2 separate regions of the Homo sapiens genome follow, and region 1 is linked to region 2. Evidence: read pairs that join two places in POLR2A ChIA-PET (ENCODE). Cell type or tissue: PC-9. All regions are shown on one strand. Links, peaks and the distances in the headings refer to the core of each region. The heading gives the core; the rest is flanking DNA. Region 1 overlaps SH3RF1 (SH3 domain containing ring finger 1). Region 2 overlaps PALLD (palladin, cytoskeletal associated protein).

What was found. Peaks named below come from ENCODE experiments on the same cell type or tissue, not always from the same donor. Only the 100,000 strongest peaks of a DNase experiment are listed, where the experiment ranks them.
Region 1: POLR2A ChIA-PET joins it to region 2 with 6 read pairs; 2 of 35 experiments call an interaction of 5 or more read pairs at or near these places.

Annotation. Positions count from the first base shown.
Region 1 is chr4:169,151,161-169,166,295 of GRCh38, reverse strand. SH3RF1 (SH3 domain containing ring finger 1) reads left to right here. Exons shown (of 12, transcript NM_020870.4): 3 at 9,617-9,892; 4 at 10,721-10,816. It also overlaps the pseudogene RPL6P12. Among named protein-coding and RNA genes, the nearest start is that of SH3RF1, 110 kb to the left of the region's middle. In PC-9, for the core only: no CTCF peak of the experiment used is centred there; a DNase peak (open chromatin) is centred at 6,455.
Region 2 is chr4:168,627,361-168,642,495 of GRCh38, reverse strand. The region is part of intron 2 of PALLD (palladin, cytoskeletal associated protein); the gene reads right to left. Among named protein-coding and RNA genes, the nearest start is that of PALLD-AS1, 14 kb to the left of the region's middle. In PC-9, for the core only: no CTCF peak of the experiment used is centred there; DNase peaks (open chromatin) are centred at 5,555 and 5,825; H3K4me3 peaks cover 728 bases; H3K27ac peaks cover 2,500 bases.

The DNA of each region.
Region 1 (15,135 bases), core at 5,108-7,607, 520 kb before region 2:
GCTTCTCAATTTTTTCACCACCATCTGGCAAGATGGGAAAGAACTTTTGCCTGTTTTTAAATCAAATTGTTGGTTAGTAGGAGTCATTTTAATTCTGGATTTGAGTCCTTTATTATATATATATATATTTCCCAATCTGTGGTTTACATTTTTATTTTCTTCATGTGTCTTTTGTTGTTGAACCTAATTTTTCAATTTCAATACAGTCAAATTTGTCAACTTATGGTTAATTTAGGCTTTTTTCCCCTCCCTACACATCACTAAGGTAATTTCTTGTTTCCCCTATAAAACTTACAGTTTTAGCTTTTACATTTGAGTCTGGGATTCATCTTAAATTAATTTTTGTGTATAGTGTGAGGTAGGGGCTCAAGATTCATCCCCATCTATTCCCCATGGGCTTCTAATTGTTCTGAAATCATCTTTTGAAAAGACTTTATTTTTCTCAGTTGAATTGCCTTGACGCTTTTGTCTAGTTGTTTATATGTGTGTAGGTTTATTTCAATATTGCTTTAATTCTGAAACTATGAACTATCTTTTACATTTAACCTTATGTTTAAATTATATGAGCATCCTCTCTCCAAGGTGTTAATGTAAACACTGGACAAAACTAAAAATAGGCAATTGAATTTCACTGAGGCCTTACCTGACTCCCCCCCCCGCCTTTTTTTCTCTGAGACAGAGTCTTGCTCTGTCACCTAGGCTGGAGTGCAGTGGCACAATATTGGACTACAGGCACGTGCCACCATACCTTGCTAGTTTTTTGTTTTTTTAGTTTTTTAAGAGATGGGGTTTCACCAGATCACCCAGACTAGTTGTGAACCCCTGGCTTCAATTGATCTGCCTGCCTTAGCCTCCCAAAGTGCTGGGTTTGCAGGCATGAGCCACTGCATGTGGCTGTTACCCAACCTCTTTAATACTAAAACATGTTCTCAACACACCCCTCTCCCTTTGTGTTTCTGAATCTCCCTACTTTCCTGGATTTCTGTAGGATTAGATAAGATGCAAGCAGAATTCCTGGTACATGATCATTCCTCCCTATTTAGCTCTACACCCCAGGGTCAGGTTGGAGGCCTAGGGCAGGGCAGTGGCAAGAGAAGGGCAGATTCTTTGCCAGGAATCTGTTTTTCAAATAGGTAGAAACTTGACCTTTTCCCAGGAAATAGTCCCCATCCTGTGATGAGTCTTCAAGATGGTAACTCAAGTTACTGCAGAGAATCTTCCCAGTAAATATTCCTGCTCTCTGCAAAATACTATTGTAATTATTAAACATGTGATGAAACAGAAAACTAATATTCAAGGCAATGAGTGACACAAACTTCTTGCATTTTACTTGAGTGACTGCATTCTCAATAGCTATCTTCACTTGGAGAAATTCATAAAATTTGTTTTCTTTAATGATTTATCTGTCAGTTGGGTACTAAGGCCATCCAAGAGAAATGCCATATCAACTGCATGACTGTTTCCTCCTAACCACCAAATGAGTTTATAAGGAAAATATTTATTTGCTGTAGTTTGCTGCATAATTTGTTTCACATTTTTCAAATGCCAGCCATTTGCTTAGTATAAGACACTCAACTGCCCACTTCCAGAACGGACTATGTTTTAGTTCCAGTGTCTAGAACACAGTGAAGTTGATACCAATTTGCAGTGCCTGCTCATGTTTCCCCAGGTTTTTCTGTAGCACCTTAGCATGCCCCAGGTTTCCCAGCAGCCTAGGAAATGGTAATAAAAATGTCTCCTTCAGTATTTCTGTACCTCCCATGTCTCAGAATCAAGTGCCCACCACCTGCTGTGTACTTGGGAGGACAGTTTCAAAAAGATGGATTAGCAGTCTACCATTCATGAGGAGTTCCCAGAGACACATAAATATGTGTTTGTATATATTTTGCAATTTGTGTAAAACTGTTGAGCCTGTCAGTAGAATCATCTTTTTAGTTGCTTTTCCTTTAGATGTGTTCTTTTTCCACTTAACCTATCCACACCTTACCACTCAGTCCACTAGAGATAACTTTTGTTCTTTCATTAATTTATTCAGCAAGAAGTTTTTCACAGACACTGAGGTAGGTACTCATGATACAAAGATGCATAACACATAGTCCCAGGTCTCCAGGAGGTTACAGTCTAGCAGGAAGAAATAGGTTATAAACTGAGTAAGATAAGGGCCATGATAACAGTATTCATAAGGCACTCTAGGTGTACATAAAAAGAGCAGCACCTTCTCTAGACTTGGGTAGAGGAAGGTTGGGAGAAGCTTCCCCAAGGAGGCAATGCCTGGGCTGGGTCCTGATGGACAAGTAGTGGCTGTCACATCTGGGAAATAGAGACTGTCCTATTGACCCACACAAGAATCAGATCATTGATCTTGGCCTTATTTACACCTGATTCCAAACAACAAAAGCAGTCATCCTAGACAGACATAAAAATCCAAGTGAAAGAAATGCAGCATAATTATCAGGCACGTGATACATATACAAGGTGGGGAGGTGGAGGGAGAAATGGACTGTTCTCGATGAATTTTGGTGGAGGAGAGATGGCATGTATGAAGTTGGAGGTGATGACAGCAGACTGGTTTGCTTGCTGAGGGTGGAAAATATGAGGTGGAACAGACAATCCAAATGGAGGGCCATAAAACTCATGATTTAGACCATTAATGTGATTTAAGAGGTAATTGGGAACTGTCTCCAGATTGTAAAGACATAGGTGATGTGGACAAAACCGTGTTTCAGGAATTATCCTTGTTACTGTGGTTATAGTTTGCTGGTTTTCGTCCTACCTCTCTAGTTTCCTGTATCTCTCTTTTTTCTGCCTCCTAAATATAGGTATTTACTAAGCAATGCCCCTTAGCCCACTTTTCCTGCAACATTGCCTTTTAAACATGCTCCTGAGTGCTGCCTCAGGTTCTCCTGTACTTGTAGGAGAGGAAAATCCAGGAGGTGGGACAAATGTATTTCAGTTTGTTTTCTGTATTTTAGTTTCTAGAAAAAAACATTTAATGAAGAGTCTAATAGCATTTTTTCGTTTTGAAATTTGGAAAACTGTTGTTCATTTTTTTTTTTTTCTGGGTGTTTGAATATACTCTTGACTTCAGCTAAATTCATTATGCAAATGATTAATGATGAGAGTACAGCCCAGGGAAATTGGTAAGAAAGCTACTTTATCTACTTTCCTTTATCTCTAGTTTGTTTTTTTTTTTCTCTCCCTCTACCTTGCCCCCGAAACCATTAATGCCCCCCGCAAAACAGCAAGGCTGCTGGAGACTATAATTGACTGATTGCTGTTTGGTCAAGAGCTGAGTTAGACACTCCATTAGCGATGGTGGATTGGATTGCAGGAGCTGGGTAAGGAGAGGATGGAGGGTGTGGAGCCCACAGATGAGCGTGAGCAGGGCAGCAGACAGCACAGAGTGTGTGCTGAGGAGCCACCAAGCGCTAAAAAAGCCCAAAGGCTGGCCTTGGTCAGCCCACATTCTTGAGCTGGTATGGAACTGGAACCAGGTCTGGAATAAGGAGGGGGGCTGGCTGGCTGCAGAGTCTACTTCTGGAGAAAGCTGGAGAAAATGAGCATGCAAGAAAAGGGGACACTGGGATAGTAGAATAAAGGCAAAAAGAAGACATGTGAATGAAGAAACAACGTTTTGTCTTAATTTCTGTTTATTTGCAGCTGCCATCCTCAAAGTGCTGGTAGTTTTGATTAAAGTTAGTATGATTAGAAAATTTTATGTAGTGAATTTGGGGTAGGTGGGAGGTAGAAGATTAAGAAAATGATTGTCAGATAAAAATTCCCCAGCACAGTGCTTTCCAGAAATAAATGTTAAAGGAAAGAACAAATGAAAGATGGACTATTGTGGAATTATGGGATTCTCAGTCCCTTCTGATGTTACTTTGGAAAAATAAAACCTTTAATATTCGTCTTGGCCGTCATTGAAGTTGAAACATTAGTAGTGATGGCCAAATCATATTTGAGTGATTATCTGATGTAGATATCTTGAGAACAATACTTAGGAGTTATTAACTGTTAAAGAATCAATATTTTCATGAAATACTGTTATTATATCTTGACAGATATTTTACTTTGTAGGGAAAAGCCAACATGTTTTTTGTTGTACAAAAGACATTCTATTTTTTTTTACTTTTTTTTCTGAGACGGAGTCTCACTCTATTGCCCAGGCTGGAGTGCAGTGGCGCCATCTTGGCTCACTGCAACCTCTGCCTACTGCCTCAGCCTCGCAAGTAGTTGGGACTGTAGGCGCACCACCACCGTGCTAATTTTTGTACTTTTTATAGAGATGAGTTTTGCCATGTCATCCAGGCTGGTCTTGAACTCCCTAGACTTAAGTGATCCGCCTGTCTCAGCCTCCCAAAGTGCTGGGATTACAGGTGTGAGCTACCGTGCCTGACCCAAAAGATATTTTTAAAAAATTGTTTCTTCCACCCATTTTTCTACTTCTTACTCTGTGTGGTACTTTCTATTACTATGATTTCTTTGTGCCTCAGTTCTTTCTGGAAAGTTTCTGAAAGTCAAGTTAAAATCAGCCAGCATTGATGCCAATTTAGATATAACTGAGTTATTAAATTATACACATTTTATAGCTGTTCCCACTACAAGAGTGTCTTCTAGATTTTCTTTTTAGGAGGTCACTGAATCTTTTTTACTTTATGGAGCAGTAAGAAATGCATGAAGGAATTTGAATTTAGAGAGGCTGTCTTGCACGTACATCTGGGCATTGGCATTTAGAGTCTATAAAATAAATTGGCAGTGAATGTTTTATTTACCTGTTAGAATCTCAGCTAGTTCATCAAGTAGCATTTTGCCAGATGTATTGGAATACCGCTGATGGTATGGAAATGGAAGTCGAAAGCATTTAATCAAAAATATTTATAGGCAGATCACATGAGGATTTTAATATCTTAAAAGACAACCTGTATGTATGATTTGGAAACAAAAATTATTTGAAATGTAAAGCTGGCCCACTATCATACTTATTTTTTTAAATGAACAATATAGTAGATGTTTATCAAAATGTTTTTAGATGCAGAATTACTGTAACAGTTTGCCTGTCTAAATTGCCAAGCTTTTTGATAAAGCTGGCAGTGTGAATGACAAGCCGCAAACCCAAGGTTAGACTGCAGAGTCGGTTTCTCTTTGGCTTTCTCTCCTTTTAAGCATCCCTTTCATGTGTAGCCAAGTGAAAGTCTCCAAGTGAAATGTAAGCTCTGTGGATCCTTGGGGGCCTTGGCCTGATGAGAGGATACAGAAGAAAAGCAGCAGTTTGGAAAGCCTGCAGAAGGCTTGGAGGGCAGAGGGCCCAGTGATGACATGACTCTCAGACCTTTCGAAGGAGATGAATGAGAGGGCAGTGCCTCCATGGGCTCCAGACATATTTTATCCACAGAGTAGTCCTAGGCTATCAAACCAATTGTTTTGGCTTTATCTTTCAGATGTTGCAAAAGGAAAATGTGTTCTTTTATTGCTTTTCCAAGTCGTTTAACCGTTTATCCTTAATCATCTGCAGTCTGTGTGGGAATAAGTCTTTCAAAGATCACTGAACTTTGCTTGATTTAAAATCAGAGTAGAATTCATTTTATTTAATGTGGGAAGCCTTCTTTTTAGAAACTTGACCCAAACTGGCTTTCTAGCCTCATAGAATTTAATTGAAAAAGAATACCATAGAAAAACACAGCCAGATGCACAAATGTTTGTTCATGGGTTAGATTGTCATAAGCTTTATGATTCTTTGTGGTTATTGATCATTGAAACAATTTTAGCAGTCAAGACTTAGCAAGTTGGGGTGAATTAATGAATTTTCAGTTGCATCACGGAAATGTAACCCTAGGCTAACCATAATGTATATCACTGTTATCATAGTAAGCTTTCTCCTTGCCACTGGTCTATTTAGAATCCTTGATGATTTTAGGAACATGTAATAGATTTGTTTTGTGGAAAAGTTAATAAGTCCATTAGGCCACTGGTGTGTGGAAGTGATCTGTAAAGAAATAAATTCCTTCAGTTCCCACATCAGCATATCACAAAAAACCATATTGTGGGTCATTTGGAATTTTACAGATCTCTTCAAGGAGCAGTTCAGAATGGTTTCTAAGAGTGCTAAATCTGTATCTTGGTGCATGGGTTTGGCTGGCATGGATTTGGACAGAGTGGGCCAAACAGAGCTAATTGAGGTAGGGAAAAAAACAGGCCATAATGGTGAATAGAGTTATTTGTCACCGAGTTTGTAATGGGATTTTCAATTAATTCATGCAGGCTTCCAATGCCTTACATTAGCCCTGTCAAGATGAACTACAGCCACATCTAAAATGCCATCCCCTATTAAACGGTACATGTCAGTGAATTTGTAATTTCTTCTGTTCAACCAGAAGATGAATGGATTCTACTCAGAAAACAAATGTGTGCTTCAGAAATGCACATTTCAAAATCCTGAACACTTCCTAGGAGGAACATTCTTTGCATTGTTATACAGTGAATATGTATTAAAAATGTAATTGCTATGTGAATTCATCTAAAAGGGAAAGCATCCAGCTGTGGAGAGACAAATGCATTGTCAGGTGCCCCATTTCACTGGTAAAGAGGCTTTTTACACTGGGTAATGATGACGATGATGACAATGATGATGGTTCACACATGTAGCATGTACTGCCTGCTGGGTCATTTAAGGTGTGGCTTATATATATGAATTCACTAAATCCTCACAACAGCCCAAATGAAGAAAGAGGCACAGCGAGTTAACCTGCCCCAAATCACAGAGCTAGTAAATGGGATTCACACCCTGCAATCTGGCTCTGGAGTTTGTGCTTCCAGCCAGTACCCTATACTGCCTGATCAGAGTCTCTTTAGCTATTGTACAAGAGATTTAGTATAGTACTTGCCAGTTCTCTCTCTTTCTCTCTCTCTATCTCTCTCTCTCTGTCGATTGCTGTGTTTTACTATTATTTCCTCAAACCTATTTTTGGAAATGTTGTTAAGCTGTGATAACTAGCCTTGAAGAAATACATAATATAGTGGAGAATATAATGAGGCATCTGTGAGGGTAGAGAAAAATTAGAATTCTTCTTTCCCCAGAGTTGGACACTAATGTAATGTGACCAGAGTACACAGCGTTGTGAATGACCAGAGTTCTTGGTGGGCATTTCCTTTCTGGGCACAGCAGAATTGCTTACAAGATTAGGTCAAGGCAGAGTAGCAGAAGTGACGCCATTGGAGGCCAGATCTTAAGACAGAGTCTGAAAGTCAGAGGTCACAGGAGGGTGTCATTACTCTGGAAGGCTCAACCCCTGTCTTCCCAGGACATTGGCCTCTCAGGGAAGTTCTAATTAACCAACTACAACATCACATGGACTAAGCCAAGGCAAGATGATTGCCAATAGCATTTTGAGAGCAATAATTAATATTCCTAAACAAATGTTTAGCAAAACAAATTTGGCTTATAGGTAGTCCAGACTCTAAGTCTCTAAGTAGAAACCAAACTAATTTTTGAAAATTGTGTTATGAAGTTCTGTTGCCATCAAGGGTATAAAACTTTGATCCACTTTTTACAGGTCGGGGGGCAGACAATGATATAAGTAATGCTAACTATATTGCTCTACTTCATTGGAAATATTAAACTTAAAAAATATTCAACTAGTTGAGGCCTGTGCTTTGCACATAGCTCTCTGCCTGCCTGCCCACTTCACGTCCATTTTCCACACTACTGCCAGACTGATCTGTCCGGCACATAGGACCTAAGTCTGTTTGTGCATTAAACATGGAAATGACTTACCATTACCAGAAGAACGCAGCAATAAAAACTCTTTCATATGTTATACAAGACCCTCAATAAACTGGCCTCTGCCTACCTCTCCTTTATGTTCCGTAATTCTTATCCAGGAATACTGCATTCTTTATGCTCCCCAGTCCCGCTGCACATGTGACTTCTTACCTCCAGGTCTTTGCTGGTGCTGACCCCTCTGCCTGGAATGCCCTTACTGTTCTCTTTCATTCATTCACTCCAACCTTGACAACTAATTCCTGTGCATCCTTTAAGACTTGGCTCATGTGTCACTTCCTCCAGGAAGTGTTTCATTTTCCTACTCACCAAACACGAGAGACCTATGTTTTTTGTCCCCATAAATGGTGTGCATATCTTTATCATTACATTTATTACACTGTATTGTAGTTATTACTAATATCCTTTAAGAAAAGAACTGTCTTATTCTTCTTTAAGTCATCAGCACTTGCACATTGCGTGGTAAAAAGTAAAAGCTTGCACTGGGTGCGATGGCTCATGCCTATAATCCCAGCACTTTGGGAGGCCAAGGTGGGTGGATCATTTGAGGTCAGGAGTTTGAGACCAGCCTGGCCAACATGGCGAGACCCCATTTTGTAAAAATACAAAAATGAGCCAGACATAGTGGTGCTTGCCTGCAATCCCAGCTACTTGGGAGGCTGAAGCGTTAAAATCACTCAACCCAGGAGGCAGAGGTTGCAGTGAGCCGAGATTGCACCACTGCACTCCAGCCTGGGCAACAGAGCAAGACTCCGTCTTAAAAAAAAAAAAGAAAAAAAAAGTAAAAGCTTGATAAATGTTTTCTGGAAGAGTGAATAAATAAATAAAGACTCCAAAAGCAGGAGCCCTGTAATCTTGTTCAGGGAATTATTATAGACATGTTGGATTTGCCACTTATCTCCTGAATCAACGATATGCAACAGCGCTCAGAGAGGCCAAAGATCTTAAAGTGACAACTGATGCTCAAGATTGGGCACCCCCAATGCCGTTGAAAAGTATCATATTAATCAGTTGATGATTAAATTGCACTGGGGTTTATGTACACAATTTTAAACTTGTCATTTAAAACAGTAATGCAATGCAGGAACATTAAATTCCTCATCTCTTAGCTTATCAGCCTAACAATGTGCTCTCTTCCAGGAAAGAGCAAAGTTGAATGATCTTAGGCTGTAAAAGACCACGTGTCTATACACTTACAGATTATAAACTTGGGGATGGCAGGTACTGTGACTGTTCACTCACTGCTGTATCCAGGAGTAGACCCTCATTAAATACTCATTGAGCTCATGAAAGAGTAAGACCTACTGCCCACATTAAAAGCAATATCAGGAAGAGATTTGCCTAAAAGCCGAACTCTGATTTTTATCAACCAAGCTTAAAAGCAGTTTAGTAAATTAATAAATTTGGTTTAAATTTTTCCCCTCAGTATCTATCATTTCTCCTCAGTGTTTATCATTTATCCTGATGAATAAAGTAGTTAATGTAGGAAGTTAAGCTTGTTTTTTATGAGTTCTTGAGAGGCAGACCTGGCAGTCATGCTTTCATATACTGATAACCTCAAAGAAAGAAGGCAAAACACCCACCAAGTTAAACTTAAGAATAGAAGCCTAAATCATGGCTGGTGCATGGGTGTCGTACTGTTCTTATGTCACTATGGACAATTGTTTTGTGTTTTCTATTTATTGGTAACACATATATATTGTTTTTGTGTGAGATTTTCTTCAAGGGTTACAGTGTGGTTTTGACTTTGACTTTAAAACAATGACAACGCAGTTGTATTTTCAGAGACATTTTAAGACCATTATTTTATTAAAATTCATCCCTCTTTTTTTTTTAAAGGGTATACCTCAGTTACCATGTGCCAAAGCATTATACAACTATGAAGGAAAAGAGCCTGGAGACCTTAAATTCAGCAAAGGTGACATCATCATTTTGCGAAGACAAGTGGATGAAAATTGGTACCATGGGGAAGTCAATGGAATCCATGGCTTTTTCCCCACCAACTTTGTGCAGATTATTAAACCGTTACCTCAGCCCCCACCTCAGTGCAAAGCACTTTATGACTTTGAAGTGAAAGACAAGGAAGCAGACAAAGATTGCCTTCCATTTGCAAAGGTAAAGGTAGAATGTGCTTGTTTTCTGTTTGCCAGCTCTACCTCTGTACCCAGATACATAGAAATATAGCTCGTGTTGCCTTTTGCAAAAAAAAATACAAGTTTTGTGTGAACTACTCACTATGCTTCTGAAAATGCCTAGAAGCAGTCTTTAAGTCACAAGGAAGGTAATTTTATGCACAGACTTCTTATATGAAAGATTATCTTGGTTGATGCTCTATGTGGTATCATTTTCATATTTAGAGTCTGAATTTATTTCTAAGCCACTTTAAAGGGTGTATGCACCACTCAGGGATTTTAAAGTACTGAATTATGAATAACAAAATGAAATGTCATTACTTTCATATTTTATATGTAAAATTCTTTGCCTAAAAGCATACAGGAATATATCTGCCGAATTGATAAAATGGTTTGGAGTTTTAAGCAGAATTTTGTGATTTTTGTGGAGAAAAGCGGTAGGATGTACATTTGAGTAGGCATTTGGTTTATTTTCAGAAAATGAGGAGCATCTGAGAATCAATCTAAAACAAACTCAGGAGGCTAGGGTAGGTATCATTTGAGGTTGCAATTTGTAGATCTTAAGAGTTAGCAGCCAGCTCCCTTGCATAGGAGTTCATAGCTTTGTAACAGTTGGAAAGGACACCAGGTGGGCTGGTAGCTACCGTTTAATTCATGAAAACATTTAATCCATGTACTAAAGATATGTCATAGCATTTTTATTCATGTACTCTTTAAAACATGAGTCTCTTTATTGAAAAGGAAAATTAAATGACAAGCTTAATGGTACAGCTTAATGATCAGGTAGATTAATGATTTGCTGTTTCTTCAGGATGATGTTCTGACTGTGATCCGAAGAGTGGATGAAAACTGGGCTGAAGGAATGCTGGCAGACAAAATAGGAATATTTCCAATTTCATATGTTGAGGTAAATTAATCTGTAGAAACTTGAACTGTGTTAATATTCAGCTTACTAAATAAATCTTAATTATGCAATTTGAGTATTAAGAAGTCCTCACAACAAAAAGCACCAGGAATGCCCTGTTACAGATCACTGGACAGATCAGGAAGAATTCCTCCATCCTATCCAACAATTATTGAAGACAGTGAGATACTTGAAACTCTTTACTTTTTCTCCCTGCTAAAAGCATTCCTGTGTCTTGTTAAATGTCACTGTATGCTTATTGTCAGTCACCTACACTATTTCCTGTTTATTCCATTTGCTGGCTTTGGTGGGAGTAGAAAGTTGATAAAGTTCTTAAGTAAGATGGAGAAAAGTTTATTTGTTTATTTTTTACTTACTTCTTTGGTTACTTGCTGCATCAGCAGAACCAGAATAGTGATATGCAAAGTAGGGCTTCAATAAATATTTGTTAAATAAGTCAATGAATCTTCCTCCATCCCATCCCAGCAACTACTTAGCCCCCTTTCCCTTTTTAAATCAGCTTTGCTTGGAAAGCTTGTGGCCAAGCTTGACATAGTAAAGTCTTTTTAGAGAGTATGTGTAGTCACATAGTTGTATTACTTTAAAGAATAATACAAGCTGAACATAAAGGAGTTACAATTCATAGTAGATTTTCATTACATCATATATCATAAACTAAATGTCCTTTGGGAATAAGAATTTCTTGCTGAAAATAAAATCGAAGGCATTTTCAAAGAAGGAAGCGTGGCCCAGACAACCATTCAAGGTTAGTTGAGGCCATGGAAGGCTTCTGGTAAGAAGTGAGGTCTTAGTAGATATCTGTGTGATGGATAAATAAGGGTTAACTAAGAGACATGGAAAAGGTATATTTTATGGCAGGACATCCAGACAGGGAGACCAGCGTGTTCAAAAGCCAAAAAGTAAGAGAGAGCACAAGATTATTTGGGGAATTGAAAGTAATCTGGTTGTTTAAAATATCAAAGCACGGATCTTAAGCATGTAAAACTGAAAAACCACTGTCACTTATTTTGCAGTCTTTTTATCTGAGGCATTTGTTTTGGCATGATCTTGAAAACTAAAATGACAAACTGTATCATTGTAGCCAGCACTCAATTTCCTCCATAGAGAGTGAGATTGCCAACGTTTTCATAAAAAATCAATTTGACTACTGTATATCCATGGGAAAGTAATTCAAACCATGTATGAGTCTTGAATTTTATCCATACTCTTCAGATGTTCCTGTTTATTGAAATATTTTTTTCCTCCTTTGAAAGCAAACAACAGAAAAAAACCAAACAACCCTTAACTCACAGGCAGTCCTTCCTGTACATTATGTATATATTCTAACTGTGGGTAATGGGAAACTACAAGCACTTCCAAGCATTTGAATAGTTACACTGAAGAGCATGGGTAAGCACAGGATTAGTAATGAAAGCCTGTCTTTACTTTTTAGGTATTATCAATATTACATGCTGATACTTGGTTTGTGATGCATGAAAAGGGTTTACTATATTTTTGTTATTGGGCGAGTATAGAATTGTGCAGATAGGCATAAAAGATCCACCCATGGCAAATCCAGAGTCACTTCAAGTCACTTGACTCATCAGGATTATTTACTCTGACTTAAGTTGGAAAGATAAACTTCTGCCCAAGTAGAAAGTATTTTCATTCTGCTTCTTTTCTTTCAAATGAGCATTTTCCTCACTTGAACCAGAATCTTGCCATTTGAGATGTGGTAAACAAGCTGTCTATCTTTAGGAGCCTATGAACATTTCTTTGATGTCAAGCCATCAGATTGAACTTCCTGGTAGGGAGCAGAGCATCTAGGGATTAGTGACACCTAGTTTAGCCCTTAGGGGAATAAAGTGGAGGCAGACTTCAATTGCAACCTACTGAAATTCAACTATTTCAGTAATGTCGATTGTCTTACAGGGCATTCTTAGCTGTGGTAAAGCAAACTATAGGAATAAAAACTGGGGCTTTTTCTTAAGTAATGGTCTTTCTCTAGCTCTGTAAACCTATTCATATTTGCCCCACTTCAGGGGCCAGACAATCCCAGTATAAAAACAGGCTGCATCACAAAAATTGGTAAATAATTCTCTTATATCTTATAAATAGACATTTAAGTCTCCATCAGTGTTAGGTATTTTGCTTTTTTTGTACAGTCCTGCCAAAAACTGTTATCTCCTAGAAGTTTGGAGAAGATTGAATGAGATGATGTATCTCCAAGGGTCTGACACCACTATGTCTTATGCATAGTGGTTTGGAGCTCAGATTAGACTATCACGCAGAGGGTACCAGAGCATGGTAATAATCAAATAAAAGAACCTAACTACCATGTGTAATGAGAGAAGCTGAAACTCCCCCTCGACTCCTGCTGGCCGACTTAGGTAATGGATATGCCCAAGGAACTCTCCTAGGGCAGAAAGTCTGCACGGGATGGGCCTTGGGGTAGGATTGTGGACCTGTAGTAGAATCTCTGGGTCAGAGGTTCAGATGTGGAGCTGTGGAATTAGGAGGGAAGGTAAACTGTAAGGAGCTGAGCACTGGAGGTGGGTAAAGAGAGGATTGAGGTGGTGAGAAATGCTACCGGAATAGTTTGCCCTCTCTTCCTGTCCTCAACTATCCTTTTCTTCCTCAACATCATGTGACTGTGGACTGTGATCTCCACGTGCACTGGAGTAAGGTGATAAAATAGCGATGGTGGTACAGTGACTTGCAAACAAATCTCCTTTTTTATTTTTTGAGATAGAGTTTCGCTCTTGTTGCGCAGGCTGGAGTGCAATGGCACAATCTTGGCTCACTACAACCTCTGCCTTCCGGGTTCAAGCAATTCTCTTGCGTCAGCCTCCCAAGTAGCTGGGATTACAGACATGCACCACCACGTCCGGCTAATTTTGTGTTTTTAGTAGAGACGGGGTTTCACCATGTTGGTCAGGCTGGTCTCGAACTCCTGACCTTAGGTGATCCGCCTGCCTCTGCCTCCCAAAGTGCTGGGATTACAAGCGTGAGCCACCGCACCCAGCCACATCTCCTTTTAATAATGCAAAACACTTTGCTTATTAAAGTAGAACACAAAATTTTTCAAGGCTTGAATGGAGGAGAGTCTGGTTGGGAGAAGTGAGTAGGGGAAAGAATGGCTATATAAATGGCCCTGGATTCTTTGCCTTGGAGTCCTTGTTGAGCTCTTAAGATAAGGGTAAGGGTTCTCTTGCTTTGATCACATTCACCCTTCCCCTCCGGAGATTCTTTCAGACCTCTCTTTGGTTGAGCCTTAGAGGTTATGGGTTCTATTCAATTTAGACAGGCCCTTTCTTCACTTGTGTAAGCTGGAAAATAGTAAAGGTTAAAAGCAGTTCTTGAAGACACCATGCCATGATATGTATAAAAGGGTATATTTTTTAAGGACTGAATACAGTTTTAAAAAAACAGATTTTTAATCTGCTTCTTTGTTCAAAAACACTAGTTTTCTGTAAAATAGAAGGAAAGATTTTTAACCCTATTAATTTGGAGCTGACTCATTCATTCAAGTTTGGATGACATGATTCTTAAGCAAGCAAAAAATATGAATGAAATAAGTGCTGAATATGGAATTTTGGATGCTTCCCAAACATAATTGTGTATTGTAGGCTTACGGTGAACTATAAATTTTTATTAAGTTTCTCATTTTATTTTGATTCCTAGTCATTTGTTTGAAATATCGCCCACTCAGTTTTTCAACACCAAAAAAGTTATTTAGCAACTTGCTCCTCTGCTATAGATGATAAAAGGTAATGTGCAGAAGGCCTGAAGTTGGAGTGGCCTCATAGACAACTATTCTTACTCAGTAGTTACTGCTAGAAACAAGGGCTACATTTCTCATTTGTTTAGATCTCGTGTCAGCTGTCACTTCCTCTGACAGACTTTCTCTCACCTCATCTAAGGGAGTGCCTCCTCTTCACTTGCTGTACCCCAAACACATACTGGTGCCATAGTGGGAGAAAGCTTGGACTCTGGAGCCAGATGGCCAGGATTCCAATCTTGACTCTACTACTAATTATCTAAGTGACTATGGGCCTGGCTCTTCATTTGTAAAATAATAAGTTCCAGTGATACTTAAGAATAGTGCCTGGTACCAGCAAGAGCAATGTCAGTGATGGCTGTGATTATTATCACCATTGTTATTATTATCCCTAGAAATTATTAACCCTTTTTTCTCTCTGTGAGTATTTCCAGTTATTTGTTGATGTAGTTACTAGCTGACCCCTCACCCTCCATTTCCCCATTAGAATTCAAACTCCCAAGGGCCGGTTCCGCAGGGTCTTTGCACAGCGCCTGTAGTA
Region 2 (15,135 bases), core at 4,379-6,878:
CAGGAGGCAGAGATTGCAGTAAGCTAAGATCGCGCCACTTCACTCCAGCCTGGGCAAAACAGTGAAACTCCATCTCAAAAATATAAAATAAAATAAATACATAAATAAAAATAAAAAAGAAGATTCCTGCACTTGGAAAAGGGAATAGAGAAGAGGCAGTAAGTGGAATGTGTCTACCAAGACTGGGAGTTCGGTTGCGTCCCATGTCAATTTTCAACCACTCTGTTAGTCTGCTTTCAGTCTAAAAACTTTTTTTCATCAGGAATCTACTTGTTCCTTGATAAAACACACATAAGAGAATCCAGCCAGAGACCACTTGCACATTTTGTGATCCTGAAAGACCCGAGGGATGTGTAGGTAGCAGGGCTATGTTTGTAATCCAAGGAACACACAATCCCTAAGTGCCCTGGGAGTAGAGAGCAGGCACCAGGTGAAACCATCCTGGCTGTGCTCCTTATGGGTGAAAGGAGACGAAGACACAACTCATGGAAAGAAATCAGTGCAGTGCCTGTGTACTGTGCATGCCCAATCAACATTCATTGCGCTGTCCATTCCCTAGTCATCTATCCGCCTCCTGGAGTATCTGGTTTTTCAGGAACAATAGATTGTAAACTTAGTTTAGTAGGACTGTAAGAACCACTATGCCTCTCTGGGGAAACTGGCTGTGAAGCTTTCCCTCAGAGCAGTTTGTAAATGTTGCCCAGCTGGGGTGCACGGGAGTAGAAAGTTCCCCAGATAAAGTCTTCAGATTGTCTCTCATGAGTCAGGTTTCAGATCCATTTTACAGCGGCATCTGGAAAGGCCTTAGGGAGATAGGCTTTCTCATCTGGAGCAGCCGAGGCCGACAAAATCAGGGGTGAGAGCATATCTAAGACCTGAGTGGGATCAAAGCAGAGTGCTCTAAAGAGAGGAGTTCAATGCGTCAGCAAAACTGAAGAGGACAAAAACAGGACGGAACCAGGGTTGGTGGCAGGCTCTGAGCACCACAGTCCTGGGTCTTAGGGTCATCAGAGAGCCCTCTGAGCTACTGTCTGGATCAGGAGGTTTCTGTGGCTGGTTTTTATGTGCCAGCTTTATCCCAGGGCAAAGGTAGATCTGTAGTATTTAAAGGGTCTGGCCTAGACAGCATAGTTTAGGAGAGGGTTTCTTCAAGTATGGCATGCAAAGGCTTACTCAAAACCCTCTACGGTGCTTATTAAAACGCAGATCCCAGGGCTCCACTCAGACTTAAGCAATCAGTATGTCTTAGAGCCAGGGCCCTAGAATCTCTCTCTTTTTTTTTTTTTTTGAGATGGAGTCTCGCTCTGTCGCCCAGGCTGGAGTGCCGTGGTGCAATCTTGGCTCATTACAAGCTCCGCCTCCCAGGTTCATGCCATTCTCCTGCCTCAGCCTCTCGAGTAGCTGGGACTACAGGCACATGCCGCCACGCCTGGCTAATTTTTTGTATTTTTAGTAGAGACGGGGTTTCACTGTGTTAGCCAGGATGGTCTCGATCTCCTGACCTCATGATCCGCCCACCTCGACCTCCCAAAGTGTTGGGATTACAGGCGTAGGCCACCGTGCCCGGCCTGGAATCTCTATTTTTCAAAAGCACCATACCCAACTCACACACGGGATTTTTAGGAATTCTAAGATTTTAAAACCTGCTGAAATACAGAAAGTTCAAGGAATTTAAAGACAGGAAACATAAGTACTAATCTGGGCTGTGTGACCTTAACCTCACTGAGCCTTAATTTCTTCATCTGTAAACTGGGGTAATGTATATCATTATAAGTGTAGCTTACGCTAATGGAGATAAGTGATTTATAAGTGCAAATATTCATAATTATCACATTTCTGAGCCAAAGGAAAATCTTGGAGACTCCCACCATCATACCCAAGTTAGGTCTAAGTGTAGTCAGTTATCTCTGAATCTACCCATGTAATGACCCTTAGCTACATGCCTCTTGGAAGGCTTTCTGGTGATCTCTTATTTTATCCAGAACTTATAACCTTGTGTGAGTGCCTTGTGTGTACTGGGAGATGGACTACTGGCTTTATCCAATCCTGGAGCCATGAGGGAGAAGTGCTTTGAGGGGCCAGAAGTCTCAGGGGTGAATTCCAGGGACTTTTAATGTGCTAAGCTACTTGGGACAGTAGCTGGGGTTAAGAATTAAGAGGTGGAAGAATAGGATTAGAGTCCCAAATGAGTTGATGAATTGGAGTAGTAGTCAGGAACAAAGGGAAAAAAGCTCAATCGGAAAAGTTCTGGATGCTACATGGAGGAAACAATCATTATCACAAACACAGGCTAAGCAGTGTCCAGCCAAATGAGGATAATACGCTGAACTTGAGCCAGTGAGGCCCGGCTATCGCTTGAAACACGAGCATGAAAGTTGGCCGCACCAACGGAAGCACAGTTTGAAGGAATTGTGAGGTCATCGTCACTTTCTCATACCTTCATGAGACTTCTTTGTCCACTTCTGGACTTCACAGTTTGAGATGCATGGAGCACTTGGATATAGTTCAACAGATAGAAATAAAGATGATGAAATTGTTGGAGAACAAGAACTGTGAGAAAAAGCAAAAAGATCTGGTATTATTGAACCTAAAAGACAGGCAAGCTAAGGGGAGACTTAACTCTTCCTGGCCACAAATTAAAGTTGAGTGGCAGGCCGGGCACGGTGGCTCACGCCTATAATCCCAGCACTTTGGGTGGCCGAGGCGGGCGGATCACGAGGTCAGAAGATCGAGACCATCCTGGCTAACACGGTGAAACCCCGTCTCTACTAAAAAATACAAAAAATTAGCTGGGCGTGGTAGTGGGTGCCTGTAGTCCCAGCTACTCAGGAGGCTGAGGCAGGAGAATGGTGTGAACCTGGGAGGTGGAGCTTGCAGTGAGCCAAGATCACACCACTGCACTCCAGCCTGGGTGACAGAGCAAGACTCCGTCTCAAAAAAAAAAAAAAAAAGTTGAATGGCCAATAGTTCTTTGTAGCCTATTGAGGAGTGAACAGGTTTAAGTAAAAGAAAACATTTCTTATGATTCATGGTCTGAGTCCAATCAGACTGTTGTGGCAAGGGCGAAACTCCTTTCCAAACTTTGACCAAGGGGCCACACCAGACTGGAGGATGCGGATACAATAACATGCCCAGTTTAAACTATTTTGACAACAATACTGACTGCATTTGGAATCAGCTCCAGCTCTAGCCTACAGTTATAACTGTGGGCAGTAAATTAACTTGTCTGGGCCTCAGTTTCCTCATCTATAAAATAAAGGCAACTGAGCAATGACTTCTGTGGTTTTCACAGTTTTGAAAATTCACATTCTGTGATATTCATAAGTAATATAGAGGCTGTCTTTAACATGCTAAAATTTATTTCCAGTGAAAGGAAACACAGTAAACATGCTGGGGAAATTGGCATTTGATCTAGGCTTGATGGGCTAATGTCATGGGCTGGGAAAACTGGGGAGAGGTACAAGATCCTTATGGGGAAGTATCTGCTTCTGAGAGAAAGGTGGGGAAGAGAATGTAGGATGTTCCAAAGAGGAATGTGTGGAGTGGGAGAGGAACATGAGAGGGGTCAGCAAGCCACCTAGGAATAAGGACAGGAAAAAGAGAGGAGACGGTGGAGTGTGAATCGGGGTAAGCTGATTGCTATGGTCTGGATGTTTATGGCCCGCCCCCCCTCCCAAATTCATATGGTATTTAGGAAGTGGGGCCTTCTGGGAGGTGATTAGGTTATGAGGGTAGAGCCTCATGAATAGGGTTAGTGCCCCTATAAAATAGGCCCAAGGGAGCTAGTTAGTTCTTCCAATACGTGAGATCACAGCAAGAAGGCACCATCTATGAACCAGAAAGTGGGCCCTCACCAAACACTGAATCTACCGGCACCTTCACCTTGGACTTTTCAGCCTTCAGAACTGTGAGCAATAAACCTCTGTTGTTTATAATGTATCCAGTTTATGGTACTTCGTTATAGCCGCCAGAATGGACTAAACTATGGATTAAGATGAAGCTTTAGCTAAGGGACTAAGCAAAGGACCTGATCTAGACTCAGAACAGCTGAGGAGACCCCCTGGAAGGCCTGCCAGGAGATCAACTGCAACTTGAAACCAAGAGGACTGGGGCTGTACTCAGGTAGGACAGGGCCCCAGTTCTTCAGAGCCCTGAAGGTCTGAGAGCACAGCTTTGCCTTGAGACAGCCTTGGTTTCCGCTTTGTCTCTGTTACTTAGTAGCCATGTGATCTTGGGCAAGATGCTTATCTTTGTGAGAATATAGTTTCCAGATAATAAAATAGGGGTAATATATCTACTTCATAATATTTTTGTGAGGATTAAAGGTGGTTATGTGCTTGACACATAGTAAGTGAGGATAAACTGCTGTGATTCTGATTTTGGCTTGGGAATGGAATTAAGGCAGAATAAAAAGAAACATCTGTGACCTTGTGGTTTACAGAAAAGCCTGAAATTGGACTCCTTTTAATAATGATGTAAACTGTTACACAGCATGCTCATCTATGTTTCCCCATTTGATCCTCAGAATTTTTTTTTTTTTTTTTTTTTTTTTGAGATGTATTCTCCCTCTGTTGCTCAGGCTGGAGTGCAGAGGCATAATCTTGGCTCACTGCAACCTCTGCCTCCCAGTTTCAAGCAATTCTCCTGTCTCAGCCAACCGGGTAGCTGGGATTACCGGTACTCACCACCATGCCCAACTAATTTTTGTATTTTTAGTACAGATGGGGTTTCGCCATGCTGGCCAGGCTGGTCTCAAACTCCTGACCTCAAGTGATCCACCTGCCTTAGCCTCCCAAAGTGCTAGGATTACAGGTGTGAGCCACTGCGCCTGGCTAATCCTCAGAAATATTTAACTTTGAAGTGGCTATTGTTAGCCCATTTCACAGATGAGAAATCAAGACCCAGAGTAGGAAATGCCTTGTCTAAGCTCTGTAAGTTGTAGAGTTGTGATAATTACTTGTCTTCTGATCTCAGTCACTACTTTTTTTTTTTTTTAAATAAAAAGTAACATCTATTTCATGGGAGTGACATAGGAAGAACATGGAGCCAAATCAGTTTTTAAAATTATAACCGGGTTAGCTGAGCAATGTGAGACTGAACTTGCAACTTGCTGTGCTTGCTGGTAGTTGTCTACTGGTAGTCCCTTGTCCTAGAAAGGTTACTAGACACTAACTGGTACACCAGCCGGCTGAGAACTGTGCTGAGAGAGAAGGGAAGACTGGAGTGGGGCTCCTAGGCACCGTCTTCAGGGAGAAGCCCCTTTCACTCCCATTCTGCCACCAACCCCTCCGATACAAGCAAAGTAAGGCTAGATTAGCATAGCTTTCTGCTTGTCACACCTGCTGAATGAGCAGGATTCTGCCGTTTCTATCTTTAAGTAGAAACATTACCACTGATTTGTAGTCATCGCACTCTCCAGGAGTCCTTAATAAACTTTAAGATCATTACTGAGTCACTTAGCTCTTCTTTTCCTCTTCACAGAGTTACCAGTTTTCTGATCTCTCTTACAGACTTCCTTTCTAACCAGCAAAGCATGCTTGTGACTCTCCTCTCCTACTTCAGATATTGATCTCAGGGCTGAACATTCACATCCAGGGAGGCAAGACTCACTGCTTCTGAGCCCAAGAAATGGATCACCCTGCTGAGCACTGGCTCTGTAGCTCCTCGTTTCTTTCTCACTCCCAAATGCACTTGGACACTCTCTGGGGCCCTTTTCTGCACTGGGACTGTAAGAAAAGGGCTGATATTTTCTTTTCAAAATAGTTTAGATAGAGTCCTTCTGGAAGCAAGGAATATGACTAAGTGATTTCTTAAAGTCCCTTCCAGCCAGTGATTCATCAGACACAGAATTTTAAGCTGGAATGGCCTGTAATTTTCTGGGCCAAATGTCTCATTTTTGCAAATGAGGAGAGTGAGTTCTATAGAGGTTGAGAATTGTGAGGGCTGCTTGCTATGGTGGACAGATCATGAGATTTGAAGTTAGAAGTTCTGGGTTTTTTTGTTTACTTTCTGGGACAGAGTCTCATTCTGTCAGTCAGGCTAGAGGGCAGTGGCACAATAGTAGTTCACTGCAGCCTCGAATTTCTGAGCTCAAGCGATCTTCTCGCCTCTGCCTCCTAGGCAGCTAGGACTACAGGTACCCACCACCACACTGGGCTAATTTTATTTTTTGCAGGGATGGGGTCTCACTATGTTGCCCAGGCTGGTGTCAGAACTCCTGGCCTCAAGTGATCTTCCTGCCTTGGCCTCTCAAAGTGTTGGGATTACAGGCTCATGCTTATGAGCCACCGTGTCTGGCAGAAGTTCTGAGTTTGAGGTCAAATTCTACCACTCACATGCTTTGTGACCTTGAGCAAGTCATTAACCTCTAGAGCTCCAGTTTCCATACTTGCAGAATGGAAATAACGCCACCTGCCCTACCTGCTTCCAAATGTGGTTCTGATGATCACATGTCATATTTGGGAAGGAAATGATCAAATGTAATACAGTGCTTTATCAATGTTACATTACTAAATAGCTGGTTCAAGGTCACATAGTGGCAAAACCAGGATCCTCAATTCCAATGTAGTTTGATTTCCATCATACAATGTTGCCTTCTTGACATTTTTCCAATTCTATAAGATTTTCTCATCAGGTGCCACACTAATTTGGTCTCCACATGTTTTCCTTTAAATCCCTGGACACACACACAGACTCAAACTGCGGGAATCCAGGCTGGCTCAGATGGATCACAGACCAGCAACCATGAAGGGTTGGTGGGAAGATCTCAGGCCTTCCATTACATCACAGTCATGGCCCTCAGACCCTGGGTTGATGGCTGCCAAGGGACTGGGCATGCTCACAAACATGCTTTCCATGGCACTTCTCTAGCTAGTGTCATAACACCGAATTGCAAGTTGGAGCTGGCTATCTGATAGCTTGTAATGGACTATTAGACTATGGCATATGCCTTGAGGATTGAAATAGGATGAACCTGAGCCACAGAGTGAAGTGATAATAGATACTTTAAGTTCATGCTGGACAGAGATTTGGGAACCTGTTCAGAGGTAATAGGTGGTTTACTGTGCCAGTTTGTGGTAGCCCACATAGGAGAGGCAGGAGATGGCTGCTTAGTCTCACAAACGAAGTGTTGCACCCAAGTGTTATGTGTTCCCATGGACCGCTAATGAGAAGGAGCCCCTGGTCTCTGAGCCCTAGCATCACCATTCTGGCATTGGAAAAGATCGACCATGCTTTATTTGGCCCCATTATTAATCGTAGGGTATATTGAACCCTTAGGAGGTTGAGCAAAACCATCTCTCCCAGTCAACAAGAGACATGGATACACTGTCAGTACTGATATGCTGTGGCCCTCGGGTACCCTGGGACAGACTGGCCCTTGTCTCTTTCATAACTGATGGCTTCCCAAGCTTGACATGAGAAAGAAACCTTCTTTCAGTTATTGGAGAGAGTTGGGTCTCTTCTCTGGCAATGGTATTTGGCCCTTGAAGAGCACAACAGATAAATCCTACGTTTTCCTGTTTTCTTTAAACATAAAAAGCTTTTCAAACTTTCAGAAATAATGGAGAGGTCAAGCATATAATAAATAGGGAGTACAGCTCTTCGCTCAGAGCAATAAAAATGAAAAAAAGGGAAAAAACACTGTGAGCCAGTTCAGCCAACAATTTCCATGTTTAAAAAAAAAGTTCAAGTTGGAGCCATGTGGTCTCAATAAAGTAGTAAAATATATTTTCTTTACGCTACACTTCATATGCCCATAACCTTCCTTTTAAATCATCTCTAACCAGCCCCAAATCACTCTGACCGCAAATCATTTGGTGGCTTTGGTCTCCAGGCGATGGAATGTGCTGGAGTAGACGGGGAGTCGCTACCAAGTGCGCTCTGAGGGAGCCTCCACTCCCCTCGCTCAGGCACACAGACCCCAGCAAAGCTTTGAAAAGGTTCTGCGCTGAGATAGCACATGACATCATAGCCCAATCATTCAGGAAAAAAACTGCAAGGCTGCAGAATAGCACAACATGCCACAAACCACAGTGGGCAGATAAAGTCGAAGAACAGCTTTTCTTACGAAAACATTCACAAATACCACAGGCAGCTGGCAGAGGCACGTTTAATTACATTTACAGAAAAACCACTGTATCCATTAGCCCCACCATCTTTGGGGCTGACCAACAAATGGGAAGGTCACTGAAGCCCATCTTGGAAATTGAAAAGCCAGGAAAGCTCGAAGTTTATGTCATTACATTTTATAATATGTGTTACGATTAGAAATGACCCAACTGTAAAATCACTTGATAGGCTTTGAAAGGACGTCCAAGTGAACAAGACCTCAATCATAACCTATCTTTAAATGTACAGCTGAAGATTAAATGCAGCCCAAGGTGTGAGAAATCAATTATTCAATTCATGATTAATTTAAGAGACACCGAGCTTGTTCTGAGCATAAACAAAGCTCATGCAACTGCCATCTGCCATCACATCACAGGACCCAGTCTTGTCTCTTGCAAGTGCCATTGGAGCTTTTGTTTATTTATTATTATTATTTTTTTAAGAAACTGTTCAAAGAGCTAAGTATACAGACTTTGAAGGGATGGTAAATGTATTGGATGTCCCTTTAGGCACCTCAGAGAAACAAAGTTCAATATGCATTGGCAAAGTATGATTAAAGCTTGATGGAAAAAAATTGTCCAAATAAAAATGCTATTTTACAGAGTAAACATCATCTTACAATAATTGCTTAAGTGGGAGTTTTAAAGAAAACTCGGCAGAACCTTCCATGAGACAAGAGGGATGTGTCTAAAAAGTCTCTTGTAGTTTCTAATTTTAGCCCTAGAGAGCAATCATTGCTATTTCTAGTCTGTGATTTCATTTAAATGAAGGGAGATTTTCAATAGCAAAAAGAAAAGAAAAAAGACTCAGAAAAACCATACAACAAATAAACAACAAATGTAAACACTGTAGTGATCAAAGTAGGTCTCTTTCCTAAAGGAACAATGAAAAATTATATAGTAGCTATAGACACTCATGTCTACTAGTTATGATCTTTTCAGAAACATGTTATTTTATAGCCTCCTAAGGTATCTGGCAACAATCTTTTCCATCAGACACCCAAGGATAACTTTCCATTTCAGTTGGGGGTGGGTAAGCTCAAATGCATGCTCATAACATCTTCATGTAACCCCTATAACAACCGCGGGGGGAAATGTAAGAGTCTTAGGTTACTGAAAATAACCTGTTTGCCATTATACGGGCAATTATAAGCTGGAACTTGCTTTTTTAAAATTGCTGGGTTCAGCAGAGATTTCCCATGGATTTATCGGCAACAGAAATAAACAAGCATTCCATTGAGCTCCACTTGGAAGTGTGAGAAGGGCTGATAGAAAGTCTTTTTCATCATGTGGACAGGAATTCAACTTAACCTACTAGGATGTTAAATTACACTCCAATATCCTGATGATTTTCTTAATCATCAGAAAGCTGAAATCATGCTGGTCCCTTGGAGGACAGCCCCCTTCTCAGGGGGTCTTCCCCGCTGCCCCTCTCCTAACATTCCATCACCCCTTTCCTTGTCAGTAGCCTACCTGCCAGTGAAGTGAAAGGTGACTTCAGCATTCTGGGGGTGTTCAGGTGCCAGGGTCTCTATGCTTGTAATGCAAATAGATTAGGGGAACTCTCTCTGTAAAAGTCATGCTGGTTACTTCTGGATTAAATAATTTCAGGAACTCACCAAAATTGAATATTTATAAGCGTCAGCAATGCTTTCCATAAAAACTAATGGAGAATGTCAGTTTTTCAGTCTTTCCATGGTAGAGGAGTCATCAGGAATGCATTCTTCCCTATTGTATTCTGCCTGCCACTTGTTCCCTAAGAACCACCGCCAACTGAATGCTAACAACAGGGACCCCGTCCAAAGGGAGAGGAGAACCGGGAAAGTAGCATTGGATTTGGTTAGACAAAGAACTGCAATCAAGTGAAACCCAAGAAAACAAACAAACAAGCAAACAATTTTGAGGCAACTGAAAAGCAACAGGTGTGAAAACGCCCAGATTTCTCATGGGAAAAATCACCAAAACCTTGTGAGAAACAAAGTGTTTCCAGCTAGACCTCATTCAGCAACTGAGCAGCTCTTAGGCTGTCAGAAATTGATTGCTTTGTGAAAGTTTCCTTCTATTTCAACCGAGGATGGAGCCGATTACAAAGTAATTAGAGAAAATACAAACTCATTGGGCTCAAATCGCAGCAGGCAAGTTAAACACATGAAAGAGAAGCTTCTCTAAAAGTATCATTTTTTTTAATGGAAAAAAAAAAGGGTGAGGTGGGTAGGAGAGATTATTCAACCTCACGCCTTTCTCCCCTCCCCCACCCTAACTCCAACAACAGAAAAGTCCCGCGAAGCAGGACCCGCCCCCGCCAACCCCCAAAGAGGAGTCCGAAGAAGGGATTAGGAAAACCGTGGCGGAACACGGTATTCTGAGTCCACTACAACTAAACACCCCAAACAGTACTCTTCGCACGAGTACTTGCATGCCACTGCCTGGAAAGGCTGCAAAGCTTTATTTCCTCCATGTCTGCATAGATTTAATGCTGCCACTTACCAGTTGGGCGCAAAACGCCGTCTGCCCCCACTCCCAAACAAGCTCCTCTTGGGGGTCTTTCAGATCTCGCTTATTCCCAGCTTGCAACTTCTGGGCTCTGAATGCGATCTCGTTTGCAGAATGCAACGGAGAAAATTAACTGGCAGCCGCGCTGCCAAAAGGCCGGCCCCTTGCCTGCTGCGCTCGAGAGGTCCTGGGCCCCGCCGGCTCCCGGGAAGCCTCCTGGCGGCGCAGCGGCCACGACTCAGGCTCGGTGAGAGGCCGCCGGTCTCCAGCGCGCGAATGCGCCGCGTCTCGCCGAGGGGCGCGTGTGCGCGGAGTGTGTCGGAGTGCCGGGCTGCTGGGGAGGGGGAGAGGGTGTGTCCTGGGGAGGAATGCTGCTAAACTCCAGAAATAACTCCCTTCACTCCATGCTCTTATCGCACTTAGGACGGCTTTTGCGTTGCCCAGGGGCGGGGGGAATTGTAAGAAGGTAACAGGCAAGTTCCACCGGCGATTTCTAAAGCCACTCCCCATTCAGCTGTGGTTTGAGGCATTCCCTAAAGACCTCTGTTCATTTAGGAAACGTTGCAGCTCTCAAGGGGGGAAATCCAAGAAGCAGCTAGTAGTGAATTTGTATTACTGATAAAAGAAATCAACGTCCAGCTTGAGGTTCCTTCTGTACCCTTCCACACAAGGTATCTTTCAGTTGTACTCTCCATCTGCGTTACCTCTTGTGAGTTAAATTGCTCCTCTGATGCCGCCTTACTGCAAAGCCATAAATTAATTACCCCATTACAAGTAAGCCCCTAGGAAAGGGAATGCCAAGAATAAATCTGGTCTTTGTTCTTTTTTATGTTGAACAAGTCTGCCATTAATCAAGTCTTTCCACCAATGTCTAGGGAACAGACCCAAGGTTGCGACTCATTGAGGGATGAACATGTGTACGTCTGGTTGTCCTGCAGTCTTTCTCTGCGGTATTATGTCATAGTGACTCAGTTACCACACAGACGGATATCAGGAAGAAACAACAGGAGAAACAAAACCAACCGTTTAATAAAGACCTAGCTATTTGCCAACTCTAAAGCCCCTGGCAGACAGTGCTTAATTTTTACACATTTTTAAAGATTATTTCACTACTTCCATCTTCCAGTCCCAGAACTGCTTGTCATTGGCCAGTCTGAGAAACAGACCACAAACCGTTTGAAAATTTAAGGAAGAAACTCATGAGGGACCCATGAAGCTATTAATTTTAATGGAGCCTATGAAATATCAAAGATGTGACAGATTTTTGAATTAGAAACCATATCAAAAAATGCGTTCCGGAAATAGAATCATCTTGAGAGGTCAATAGTAGAGATAGTGCAAACAGTATTTTTTGAAGTGAAAATAAAATGTTAAAAGCGTTCAGTGTATATATCTTTAGTTCGTATTTATTATCCCGAGGAAGTGGTGAGTCATGAAATATTGAATTTTTTCTTCCTTATTAAATTTTCCGCTCTTTGGGAATCAATGTAAAGTTAATAAGGATGAGGTTGCTTTTCAGACTGAAAATATTCTGGGGTTGACAGGTTCAGTCCCTTCTTGTATGTCATTAGATCTTTTTATTTATTTTTTTCCTCTACACTTCAGTTGTAAAGTTTTATTAGGGTCATTGAATAACAAGAGCCGAATACTTCGTTTATCTGAAAGGCATCACAATGAAGCAGGGTGGCCCTGTTGGGTGAGTCTTGCTAAGACACATTTCAGATCCTTACCACCTTTCTCATCTCCAGCAAGGGTTCTTAGAAAGATCTTTCCTCTGTGAATTAGGAAGGACATTGTATTAATTAAAATGCCTGGGCGAAAGAGGAAGGAAAAATTTGGAGGGTTTCAGTATATGATCACCATGAGCGCAGAAATCTGAAGAAGCCCCTCCAACTACTTTCGCTAAACCTGTGAATGTTTAGAAGTCTGAAATTTAGTCTAAACACCCAACATATATAAATGTCTTAGACAGAGAGGACACTCCTTTTACTGGTCCTGCTTGCTTGTGGGGATGAAACTGAAGGGTAGATGAAATTTCTGCTGTTCTTCCACACAAGGAGGCTGCCTTTTGGGTGGCAGCTGTTAGTGGTGTCAAATGTTACTGAAAACTCTGCCATTAGTTTCTGTGATGTGCCTGCCCATTTGCTTGTGCTCCAAATGAGAACTATCCCAACGTTACGCGGTTTGTGGCGTTTTGGGGTCAGGAGAGGTAGTGGTGACAGTGATTTTTGAGGGTGATCTACCCCACCCAGGAAGGGATGGGAGGGTGGGGGAGCTTGTTGAAAATGCAGATTCCCCTGAGCCCTGCTCAGAACTACTGAATTACAATCTTTGGGAGCTGACATCAGCTTTTATTTTTCTTTTGTTAATTTAATGTTTTGAATAAGTAATACATTTACATAATTTATATAAAAGTACATGCACCACAGTCTCCTTTCTACCACTCTTCCCCATATGCCCAGTCCATACATCTCCCTCCAGGTAACCACTGATAATAGTTTTCTCTGTAGACTTCCAGGTTTCTTTTGGCCTAAATACATTCTTACACTTTTTCTTTATTTCTTAAAAATACTATAGGCAGGGCCGGGCACGGTGGCTCACGTCTGTAATCCCAGCACTTTGGGAGGCTGAGGTGGGCGGATCACCTGAGGTCAGGAGTTGGAGACCAGCCTGGCCAACATGGTGAAACCCCATCTCTACTAAAACAAAAATTAGTTGGGCATGGCAACGGGCACCTGTAATCCCAGCTACTTGGGAGGCTGAGGCAGGAGAATTGCTTGAACCCAAGAGGCAGAGATTGCAGTGAGCTGAGATCGCGTCATTATACTCCAGCCTGGGCGACAAGAGTGAAACTCCATCTCAAAAAAAAAAAAAAAATACTATAGGCAGAACAATAACTGGGCTTCGTCTTACATCTTCACTTAAATACATATACACTTTATAGTCCTTTCCACATTGTATGTTCATTAATTCATTTGTTTGGAAACAAACACCTGTTGAAGACCTACTTCATGCCACAGACTATTGTGTATGTTGGTAACACAGCAGGGGACAAGCTGACAAAACTTTCTGTCCCTTGGCATTTATATCTTGGGCAAGGGGCACATTAGGCAGAAAACAAACATACTAAACAAGTTAATTCTGTGTTGAGTTAGGACATAATAAGAGCAGTTGAACACACTGAGCAAGATAATGGGGGTTGGGGATGTCAGTGGGGAATTTTAATTTAAAACGGAGCGGCCAGGGGCAGCTTTCTTGAGACAGTGACGTGTGAGCAAAGACTTGATCATGGTAAGGGAGTCAGTGAGCTTTGGGATTATTTGGAGAGTATGGTGATCCAGGCAGAAGAAGCTAGTGCAAAGGCCTTAAGGAGGGACCATGCCTAGCACGTTTGAGGAACAGCAAAGGGGACAATGTGGCTGAAACAGAGAAAGTGAGATGTAGAATGTCATATGAAGTCAGAGAGACAGGACAGCCAGATGGTGTAGGACCCGCTAAACCAGTGTAAGTATTTCAGGACTTACCCTCAGAGCAACAGACAGCCATTGGAGGGTCTTGAGAAGAGGACGGACACGATGAGACTTACATGCATATCAGTGCAGAGTAACCATGCCTGTGTTTAATGTGGCATAGCATTCCCTTGGATAAATGCACCACGATTTATTCAATCAGAATCCCACTGATAGACATTTGACTTGTTTCCAATCTTTTGCTATTAAACAATGTTACAAACGTCCACACATGACATTTTACACTTGTGCAAGTTTATCTATAGTATTAATTCCCACAAGTGGGATTACTGGATTTTACATTTTGAATTTTGATAAATACAGCCAAGCTGCCTTTCAAAGGGCTGAACCAATTTACACTTCCACTAGCAATGTTAAATGGTGCTTGTTTCCCCACGGCCTTGCCAGCAAAATGTGCAATCAAACTTCTGGATGTTTGCCAGTCTGATAGGTGAAAAGTGATGTCTCAAGATAGTTTTGACTCGCATTTCTCTGATTTTGAGTGAGGCTGAGCAAGTTTTTTATATATTTAAGAGCCAATTCTATTTCCTTTGTTGTGGCCTTATTGTTTATATAGTGTTCCCATATTTTATTGGGTTCTTGGTCTTGTTCTTCAGTTCTTGAAACTCCACGTATGTTAAGGAGATTATCCCTTTGCGTTAGGAGTTTCAGATTGTTTTCTCATTTTGCCGTTTGTCTTTCGACTTGGCTCTTGATATCTCATGACATTAAAAAAGTTTCTAATTTTATTTAATTGAATTTATCAGTTTTTAAAAGAGTCATAGATAGGCCTGTCTTATCCTATATACTCTGATTTTATTTTTGATATTTAGGTATTTGGTCTATCTATCTATTTATCTATCTATCTATATGTTGGAGACAGAGTCTCACTCTGTCACCCAGGCTGGAGTGCAATTGTACAATCTTGGCTCACTGCAACCACTTCTTCCTAGGTCCAAGTGATTCTCCTGCATCAGCCTCCCGAGTATCTGGGACTACAGGTGCACGCCACCATGCCAGGCTAA